Regions from separate parts of the Homo sapiens genome. Here region 2 is linked to region 1. Evidence: read pairs that join two places in POLR2A ChIA-PET (ENCODE). Cell type or tissue: MCF 10A. All regions are shown on one strand. Region 1 overlaps NFATC2 (nuclear factor of activated T cells 2). Region 2 has its middle 31 kb from the start of KCNG1.

Evidence for each region. Peaks named below come from ENCODE experiments on the same cell type or tissue, not always from the same donor. Only the 100,000 strongest peaks of a DNase experiment are listed, where the experiment ranks them.
Region 2: POLR2A ChIA-PET joins it to region 1 with 5 read pairs; 1 of 35 experiments calls an interaction of 5 or more read pairs at or near these places.

The regions. Positions count from the first base shown.
Region 1 is chr20:51,454,786-51,459,785 of GRCh38, reverse strand. The region is part of intron 5 of NFATC2 (nuclear factor of activated T cells 2); the gene reads left to right. Among named protein-coding and RNA genes, the nearest start is that of MIR3194, 4.3 kb to the right of the region's middle. RefSeq lists an enhancer at 2,947-3,552. In MCF 10A, no CTCF peak of the experiment used is centred here; DNase peaks (open chromatin) are centred at 2,365 and 3,105.
Region 2 is chr20:50,989,591-50,994,590 of GRCh38, reverse strand. No RefSeq gene overlaps it. Among named protein-coding and RNA genes, the nearest start is that of KCNG1, 31 kb to the left of the region's middle. RefSeq lists enhancers at 1,185-1,479, 3,986-4,948. In MCF 10A, a CTCF peak has its summit at 1,413 (motif pointing left); DNase peaks (open chromatin) are centred at 1,390, 1,730 and 2,010.

The DNA of each region.
Region 1 (5,000 bases):
CACCTCAGCCACCCAAGTAGCCGGGATTACAGGTACATGCTACCAGGCCCGGCCAATTTTTGTAGTTTTTAGTAGAGATGGGGTTTCACCATATTGGTCAGGCTGGTCTCGAACTTCTGACCTCAGGTGATCCACCTGCCTCGGCCTCCCAAAGTGCTGGGATTACAGGCCTGAGCCACTGCGCCCAGCCAAACTTTATCATTTTTGCTGAGGAAACTGAGGCACAGAGAGCTGCCACTCGAAGGCCACACAGCTAGTAAACTATGAAGACAGAACTTGGACCCGGACAGAGTGACATCAGGCTGAGAAAACCCCATCTGGCCTGCAGAACTTTTTTTTATCACCAGAAAAAGAAACGCCTCACGTATTAGCAGGCACTGCCCAATTTCCACCCCCCAGTGAGCCCCGATCTGCTCTCCGTCTCTCTGCGTTTGCCTGTTCTGGCCGATTGATATAAATGGGATCCTATGCCATTTGTCCTTTTGTGTCTGGCTCCTTTCACTTCACTTAATGGTTTCAAGGTCCACCCATGTCATGGCATGGAACCAGCACTTCATTCCTTTTCATGACTGAGTAATATTCTGCATGGATAGACCACGCTTTGTTTATCTGTGTATCCATGCATGACCATTTGGGTTGATATTTGATATTTTACCATCTATGTACTGACTGCGTCCATATAGTCATATGCAGGGTCTTGTACTGCTTGAAGCAGACCCGTGAGGGCAGGTACTGTTGTGACCTTACAGAGGAGGCATCTGTGACTTAGGTGAAGTGACTTGCCCAGGGTCACAGAGCAGGGATGGCAGATGCAGGACTCAAAACCATGGCTTTCTGACCCCGGAGCCCAAGCAGCAGTTAATGATGTATTCTCTTGCAGCTCCCAGGGCCCTGTATTACCCTGCAGTGATGGTACCACAGATAAAACCTGGCTGTGGCCTCTTGTAATCATTTGAAGATTTTTTTTTGTTTTTGAGAGGAGTCTCGCTCTGTCGCCAGGCTGGAGTGCAGGGGCGTGATCTCTGCTCACTGTAACCTCCGCCTCCCCGGTTCAAGCAATTCTCCTGCCTCAGCCTCCCGAGTAGCTGGGACTACAGACACATGCCACCACCACGCCCAGATAATTTCTTTTTTTTTTTTTTTGGAGTTTTAGTAGAGACGGGGTTTCACCATGTTGGCCAGGATGATCTTGATTTCCTGACCTTGTGATCCGCCTGCCTCAGCCTCCCAAAGTGCTAGGATTACAGGCGTGAGCCACCGCACCTGGCTTGAAGATTTTTTTTTTTTTAAGATAAAAACAATGCTGGGGTCCTGACCCTCAGACCATTTAAGTCAGAATCTCTAGAACAGCTGTTCTCAACCAGGGATGATTTTGCACCCCTCTTCCCCAGGGGATATCCAGCCTTGTCTGGAGACAATCTTGGTTGTCACAGCTGGGGGGTAGGGTGCTCCTGGCATCTGATAGGTAGAACCCAAGGATGCTGCTAAACATTGTACAATGCCCAGGACACCCCCAGGACACCCCCTGCCTGCTGACAACAAAGAATTACCCAGCTCCAAATGGCAATAGTGTCAAGGTTGAGAAACCTTGCTTTAGAATTGGGCCCTGGGCTAGACACAGTGGCTCGTGCCTATAATCCCAACACTTCGGGAGGCCGAGGCAGGCAGATCGCTTGAGCCCAGGAGTTCAAGACAAGCCTGAGTAACATGGCAAAACCCTGCCTCTACAAAAATAAGCAGGATGTGGTGGCACACACCTGTAATGCCAGCTACTCGGGAGGCTGAGGTGGGAGGATCACTTGAGCCCAGGAGGCAGAGGCTGCAGTGAGCCGTGATGCCACCACTGTACTCCTGCCTGGGTGACAGAGCAAGACCATGTCTCAAAAAAAAAAAAAAAAAGGACGAGGAGGGCCTGGGTGTCAGTATTTTTAACTTCCCATTCCCATTCTAATTGGCCAGGGCTGAACAGAGCTTCTCAAACTTGATAGTGCGCAAGAATCACATGGGCTCCTTGTAAAACTGCAGACCTGGGCTGGGCAGGTCTGGGGTGGGGCCTGAGGTGTACTGCATGTCTGACAAGCTCTCCAGTGATGCCAAGGCCCCTGGCCTGCACTTGGAGTTGTAGTAGTACTAGAATATAGCTAAAGGCGTGTTTTCTCTTTTTTCTGTCTCTTTAAATTTTCATTAAAAAAAAAAAAGTTTTCCTTCAGGTAGGGAGGTAGGAAATGCAGACTTGGCAAAGGTTGAATCTGTTGGTTGCTGAGACTATGAGGCTTTGAAGGGGGAAGCAACGAGGCTGCCGCAGGAAAGAGAGGAGCTGTGTTCACAGCAGCGTGCAGTGATTCACAGCCCAACTGTCCGCGCCAGCCTCCCGCCCAGCACTGAGAGCTTGCAGCCCCTTCCAGTCCCCAGGCCTCCTGGCTGCAAGCCTTGGGCTGGCTTGCCCAGTAGCGATGACTCAGGCTTTCCACCTGTAAAATGGGTGGGATGCTCTCGCCACTGCACCACCCATCCCCGGGGCCAAAAGCCCCCAGCTGCTCCCCAGTTTCATCAAAGGCAGATCTTCAAAGCCTGAACCTGCAGCTGCTGCTCTTGCTGCTAATAAATCTCATTTGTGGCAGCTCAATTAGGAAGTCATCACAAAACTTTGATATTGAAAGAAAGGATTAATAACCCAGCCCATGTGGGAGAGATTAGCAGCTTCTGCGGAGAGGTCTTTGTAATCTATCCTTGTAGCCGGCAGCCCCTGGGGCAGCGCTGGCAGGCGGGTCTCTGGGAACAGAGGGTGCCTGGGCTGAGCTGGGGTTGGGAAAAGCCATCAGGGGATTGGTTTGAGTCACTGCTGGGTGGCACTCTCAAGGTGGAGTGTCTGGAAGCCTCTGGCTGGTGCACGGCGACTCCTGAAATGTTGCCAAGTGCATCGTTGCTCCATTGAGTGGCCCCAGCAGATGCAGGGGGATGCCAGTGGCCTGGAGGCCCAGGCAAGGCAGGAGGGAAGGGTTAGAATTGGGCCGTGGGCCTCACGCGGTTGCTGCCCAGGCTCGCGGATGGGGAGGTCCGTAGGCTCCTGCCATGGAAGGGGCTGGCCCTCTGCCCAGTTCTCTGGGCTTGGGGAGGAATGCCAAGAGCTCAGACTGACTCACCCCAGGGGGCGGGCCTGGCCTCTTGGCCCACGCTGGAAGGAGAGAGGCCTGAGGAGGTGGGGCCCTGGCTGTGGCTGGGATCTGTTTCTTGCCTGCCCTGGGAAGGTGGCTGGAGCAGGTTTTCATTCTTTTCTGCAGCCTGGCTTCTGGAATAGGTGGCTGGCTAGTTAACCTAAGAGATTGGGCGCTGGAGCTGGAGAAACCTGCTTTTGAGGGTTCAAATGTAAGCTTCACCATGGATCCTTGGCCAAGCGGTGACTTTACTCCTCTTAGCTTTGGTTTTCTCCCCAGTCAAATGCGAATCATTTTAATACTTCCTTCCTCAGAGGGTTGCTATGAGCATTCAACTATAGCATTCTGGTTTAGTGCTCAGCACAGGCCTGTCCTGTTCCTCCATTTTTCATTTATTAAAGTATAGATGAGGACATAGATGTAAATAGATGTATTGAGAATACATACTGGGAGATACAGACATATTCATATCCATTCATCCACCCACCCATCCATCCACTCACCCACCCATCTGTCCACCCACCCACCCATCCACACACCCACCCTTCCACCCATCCATCCACCCACCCACCCATCCATCCACCCATCCACCCATCCATTCATCCATCTACCCACCCACCCATCCACTCATCCATCCATCTACCCACCCACACATCCACCCACCCACCCACCCATCCACTCATCCATCCATCTACCCACCCACCCATCCACCCACCCACCCACCCACCCACCCACCCATCCACTCATCCATCCATCCACCCATCTATCTACCCACCCACCCATCCACCCACCCACCCATCAATTCATCCATCCACCCACCCACCCACCCACCCATCCACTCATCCATCCATCCATCCATCCACCCATCTATCCATCCATCCACCCACCCACCCACCCACCCATCCACCCACCCACCCACCAACTAGTACGTTCTCCTCCTAGGTTCTTGGCACTATTCCTGGTCTAGGCTTACAGCAGTACACAAAGCGAAGCCCCTCCTTCCTGGGCTTATATGCTAGTAGGTTAAAGATGAAAGAAGATAAACCAATACAAGCTACATATAATGTATCTGAAAGTGAAAAGCTCTATGGAGAAAAGCAAAGTAGGACAGAGAAAGCAAAGGTGACAGAGAATGAGAGAGAGGGACCGGGCTGGGTACTGCTGTTTTAACTCTTGGGAGGGGATGGGGTGGGTTAAAGAAGCCTCCCAGAGGAGGTGACAGCTGAGTAGAGACCTGCAAGAAGTGGAGAAGGGAGACATGCAGGTAACTGGGGAGGACAGACACTAGGAAGTGCAGATGCTCAAAGGTAGGAGTATGCTGAGTATATCTGAGAGACAGAATGTTCTAGAAGTGTGGCTGGAACAGAGTGAATGAGGGAGAGTTCTAGAAAAGGACCCCATGGGTAGATCATGGATGTCTTAACGACTATGTTAAAGATCATAAATGAATTCCAAAGTCAATATGTCTAAACCCTTCAGGTACTATATCCTAAGCTTAGCATACATGATGCCTTCATGTTTTGGCTGACATCAAATGTACAAAGAAAGGATATGCTTTAACAAAGGAAACCTCTTATAAAGAAGTTTATTTGCCCATCCCTTTATAAAAGGATAAAGAAAACCAATTCTCATGTACCTGTTCTCCTTATAAGGACAACAGGCAGCCTCTGGCTTCCTGTAAGGAGAACAGGCCTCTGTCCCTTGATTCATGAAAACGAAATGTGTTGTTAGAGGGAAATTAGCTCAAATGACTTAGAGCACTTTCACAAGGCATAACATTTGTACGTCATTGATTGTCAGGGGTGATGGTTCCACATTTTAGATAACAACAGGTGACACAGGTGG
Region 2 (5,000 bases), 470 kb after region 1:
AAAGTACGACAAGTGCTGGGACAAACAGAAGGAACGTGGGCTTTGGAGCCAGAGAACTTCAAATTTGATTCCTTGACAAGCCACTGCCTTGCGGTGTGACCCTGGGCAAGTTATTGAACCTCCCTGAACTTCTAGTTCATCCTCTTTAAAAAGGGAACAATAACATCCTCCCTGTTGGAGTGATGTGAAGATTACATGAAACAAAGCAGTACAGAAAGCACCAAGTATCTGGGCCATAGTAAGTGCTCAATAAATAGTAACTATTGTTAATAACGTCACACAAGAACTCAACAGCAACAATGAAAAGGGTCTGTTCAATTAATAGCATACGTAAGATAATGGAATATGCTTTAGCCTTATTTTGTATAACATTTCAAGGGACTTTCACACATTCCTCATTTGCCTGCAAGGCGCGGCTAATTACAAATGCATTCTCACACTTCGCTACAACAGACTTGGCAGCACCACAATTCGGAGATCTTTTCATTAGCAGTTAGGTAATGAATGTGGGGGAACTGCACTGTTGTACAATTACTCGGCATACAGATTGCATCCCTGCTTTCTCCCACCGTGGCTGCCAGAATCCCTGAGCCAGGTGGACGAGTGGCTTCCACTCTGCTGCCAGCCAGCACTGAGTGGTATGATGCACTGGAGCCCGTGCCTGGATCCTGCTTCTACCACACACTAGCTGGGTGGCCTTGAGCTAGTTACTTAACTTCTCTGAGCATTGTTTTTCTCATCTGGAAAATGGAGATGATCACTTTCCTCTGAGGGCTGCGTGAGGATGGAGAGAGAAGTAAATGAGATATGCAGCAAGGTGCCTGGCAAAGAGGATAAATACAGCAATGGTTTTTGTTTTGTTTTGTTTCTTTCCTAAAGCCATTATATTCAGCAGAACTATGTTTCCACATAGCAGAAAATCCAACTGGCTTCTGTACCAAAAAAACACTGGTGAGGGGGGTGGTTGGAGAGAGGTTATCTACAGGTTCACATAGCTGAAAAGCCCAAAGGTCCTGCCAGCTTCAGGGGCAGCTACACTGTGTCATGAGAAGTCAGTTTCTCTCCATCTCACAACTTCTGCCATGTTGGCTCCACCCTTGAGTTCCCTGTGGCGATTCTTGGCAGTTCAAGACTCTCCCCTCATGCTGACAACAGGGCTGCAGCAACCCAGCCTCTCATCTTCTCAAGTTCAAGTTCAATGGGAAAGCACAAGGTATCATTTGGGTAGCTCCTACCTAAGTCCTGGGACTCACTGTGATTGGAGCAGTTTAGACCGTGTGCCCATCCCTGAGCCAATCAGTGAGGCTATGAGAAGGCAGTGCTCTGATTGGCCAGGCCTTGGCCTATTGTCTGAAAGCGGATGAGGGATGAAAACAGTAGAGACCTAGGGGGTGTTCCTCTAGCGCCCTCTACTGAGAAAACTTAACACTGCACTCACTGTAAAGGAATGACGCTTAAAAGGAACTCCGCCCATTACGCAAAGCAGATATTGAAGGGTGACTTTGGAGCTGAGAGGCAATAAATTGATAGCTGACACACACCGTCAAGCCTGGCACTGTTGAGGCATCTGCCTGGTCAGGAGCTGCAGTCAGAGAGAAACTCACAGCTGCAGCCCAGAGCAGGGAGAGAACAGGGAGTAAATTTCCCAGCACCCATCTGCTGCTGGTATCTCCCGTTGCAAACTGAACCAGAAGGCCAAAGGCAGGGCCGAAGCCGGAAGGCAGGGCCCTTGAGTGATGCAATCCCTAAAGTCGGTCTCTCAGGGTAGAGAATGGGTCGGGGGAACAAACAGGTAATATCCAGCTCTGTAGGTACAATCATTATTCCTATTTCACAGAGGCGGCCCAGATAGGATGAGAAACTTGCCAAAGCCACAGCTGACCCAGTTCCACCATGGCTGAGCCGCCCAGTCCTGGAGCCATCCTTCCCAAGCAGCAGTGGGAGGGAGCAGGCCTGGAGGCAGTGCTCCTGCTCTCCAAAAGAACATTCCTAGAAGCTCAAATGCCAACATTGTCCCTTCCGGCAATTTCGACAAACCTGCCTCTACTTGCTCAGGAGAGAATGGGGTGGGGAGAAGTGAAGTGAGTTTTTATTTCAATCTCTTTCCAGCTGGTTGCACAGCAAGAGTTTTCCTCTTCCCTGGGACTGTCTTTCATTTGCACATTGACCAGGTTGCTGCGAGGTGAAAAGAAAGTGAGATAAAAGGAGAAGCAAAAAATGCAAAATGCAAACACATGGTACCCAAGCAGGAGGGACCAAGCAATTGAAAAACAAACTAAATAGCACCTGTGATGGGTGCTGTCTGCATGTGGTGTGTGTGGATTTTTCTTTTAATTTTTTTAAATAACTAGTGTGAGAGAATGTGTGTGGATTTTAAACAAAAATACATTCAGCAGCTGATTTTCACTGCAAGCCTGAGTCCTGGACAGTTCAGTGGAGGGAAAGCTGGCTTGTATTTGCCTTAGGAAATACAGATGTGCTTTTGGGGTGGTCACAACTTCTCTCTCCTAGTTATGGCCGGAAGTAGCTGGTTTGCAATGAGCCTGAGGGTGCTGTCAACTCTTGCTACTCAAATTGTGACCATGGACCAGCGACACCTATGCTACCTGGAAGCTTATTAAAAATGCAGATTCGGCTGAACACAGTGGCTCACGCCTGTAATCTCAGCACTTTGGGAGACCAAGGTAGGAGGATGACTTGAGGCCAGGAGTTCGAGACCAGCCTGGGCAACAGAGTGAAACCCCGTCTCTAAAATAATAATAATTAATTAATTAATTTAGTTTAAAGACAGAAATGTGGCCGGGCATGGTGGCTCACACCTGTAATCCCAGCACTTTGGGAGGCCGAGGGGGGCGGATCACAAGGTCAGGAGATCTAGACCACCCTGGTTAACACGGTGAAACCCCGTCTCTACTAAAAAAAATAAAAATACAAAAAATTAGCCCGGCGTGGCAGCGTGCGCCTGTAGTCCCAGCTACTCCGGAGGCTGAGGCAGGAGGATGCCATGAACCCGAGAGGCGGAGCTTGCAGTGAGCTGAGATCGCGCTGCTGCACTCCAGCCTAGGCGACAGAGTGAGACTCTGTCTCAAAAAAAAAAAAAAAAAACACAGAAATGCAGACTCTTAGTCCCCACCCCAGACCTGAGGGATGAGAGTCTGCATTTCCATAAGAATCCAGGTGATTGGTGCACACAGCGACATTTGAAAAGCTAGTATAAATCCACACTGGTGGGACCAGGAGCTGGCTGAGAGTAAGGTAAGGGAAGCTGAGTTTTTACTAGGATGACCAACCATTCTGGTTTTCCCAGGACATTCTTAGTTTTAGCACTCAACATCCTGTGCAAACCAGGATGATTGGTCATCCCTGCTACTGACCCAACCACCTCTGCCAGCTTCTGGGGCCCTGGTGCCTAAAATTCCCAGTGAGAAGACCCTGGCTCCCCGACTGACTAAGGCCTAACAGTCGGCTGGGTGTGGTGGCTCACACCTGTAATCCCAACACTTTGGGAGGCTGAGGTGGGAGGATTGCTTTGTTAGGAAAGTAAGAGCATAACAGGGCCAGAGTAACACCATTTTAAGTTCCGCTCCATTTGAGACTAGCAAAGCACATTCCTTGCTGGTCACCACCCATAGTCATGGGATGTTTATAGTAGAGGGAACAACTAAAGCTGCCTGCAAGGACATGCCCCTATAACAACAGAGAATCCAAATGTCCCAATACCCATAACAATATATGTTTTCTAAATAATAATAGTTATGCTTTGATGTACCCACCCAAAAATGTCAAGGATAGTTTCCTTTAACTCAATAGAATAATAAATTTTGTCATGCTGTCTGCTCACCCGCATGCAGGCATAGCTTAGTTTAGTCTTTGCATAAACAAGACCTCTATATAAGCAAAGCTTAGGCTGGGCATGGTGGCTCATGCCTGTAATCCTAGCACTCTGGGAGGCTGAGGCAGGACGATCACCTGAGGTCAGGAGTTCGAGACCAACATGGTGAAACCCCGTCTCTACTAAAAATACAAAAATTAGCCAGACGTGGTGGCATGCACCTGTAATCCCAGCACTTTGGGAGGCCTAGGCGGGTGGATCACGAGGTCAGGAGATCGAGACCATCCTGGCTAACACGGTGAAACCCTGTCTCTACTAAAAATACAAAAATTAGCCGGGCGTGGTGGCACACACCTCTAATCTCAGCTACTTGGGAGGCTGAGGCAGGAGAATGGCGTGAACCTCGGAGGTGGAACTTGCAGTGAGCTGAGATCGCGCCACTGCACTCCAGCCTGGGTGATAGAGTGAGACTCCGTCACAAAAAAAAAAAAAAAAAAAAGAGAGAGAGAGAGCAAAAAAGAAAGAAAGAAGAAAGAAAGAAAGAAAGAAAAAGAAAGAAAGAAAGAAAAAGAAAGAAAGAAAGAAGAAAGAAAGGAAGAAAGAAAAAAGGAAGGAAGGAAGGAGAGAGAAAGAAAGAAAGAAAGAAAGAAAGAAAGAAAGAAAGAAAGAAAGAAAGAAAGAAAGAAAGAAAGAAAGAAAAGCAAAGATGATGCATTCCTCTGCTTGCTTTCTGAGGACACCCTACTCTGTAACAGAGTAGCTTTCAGTAAACTCTTCCTCTCACTGCACTCTCCGACTCCCCTTGAATTCCTTCCTGTGCAAGATCCAAGAACTCTTCATTGGGGTCTGGATCAAGACTTCTTTGTCCAGTAACAGCTTGAGCCCAGGAGTTTGAGACCATCCTGGGCAACATAATGAAAACTCCTCTCTACAAATAATAAAAACAATTAGTCGGGCGTGGTGACATCTGTGGTCCCAGCTACTCAAGAGGCTGAAGTAGGAGGATGGCTTGATCTCAGGAGGTCGAGGTTGCAGTGAGCCATGGTCACACCCCTGCACTGCAGGCTGACCCTGTCTCAAAAAAATAAAAATAAAAAACATAAAGTCTAAGAGGTGTAGGGAGGCCTTGAGTTCTCTGTGGCTTGGTCCCAGCTCCCCTCCCCAGCCT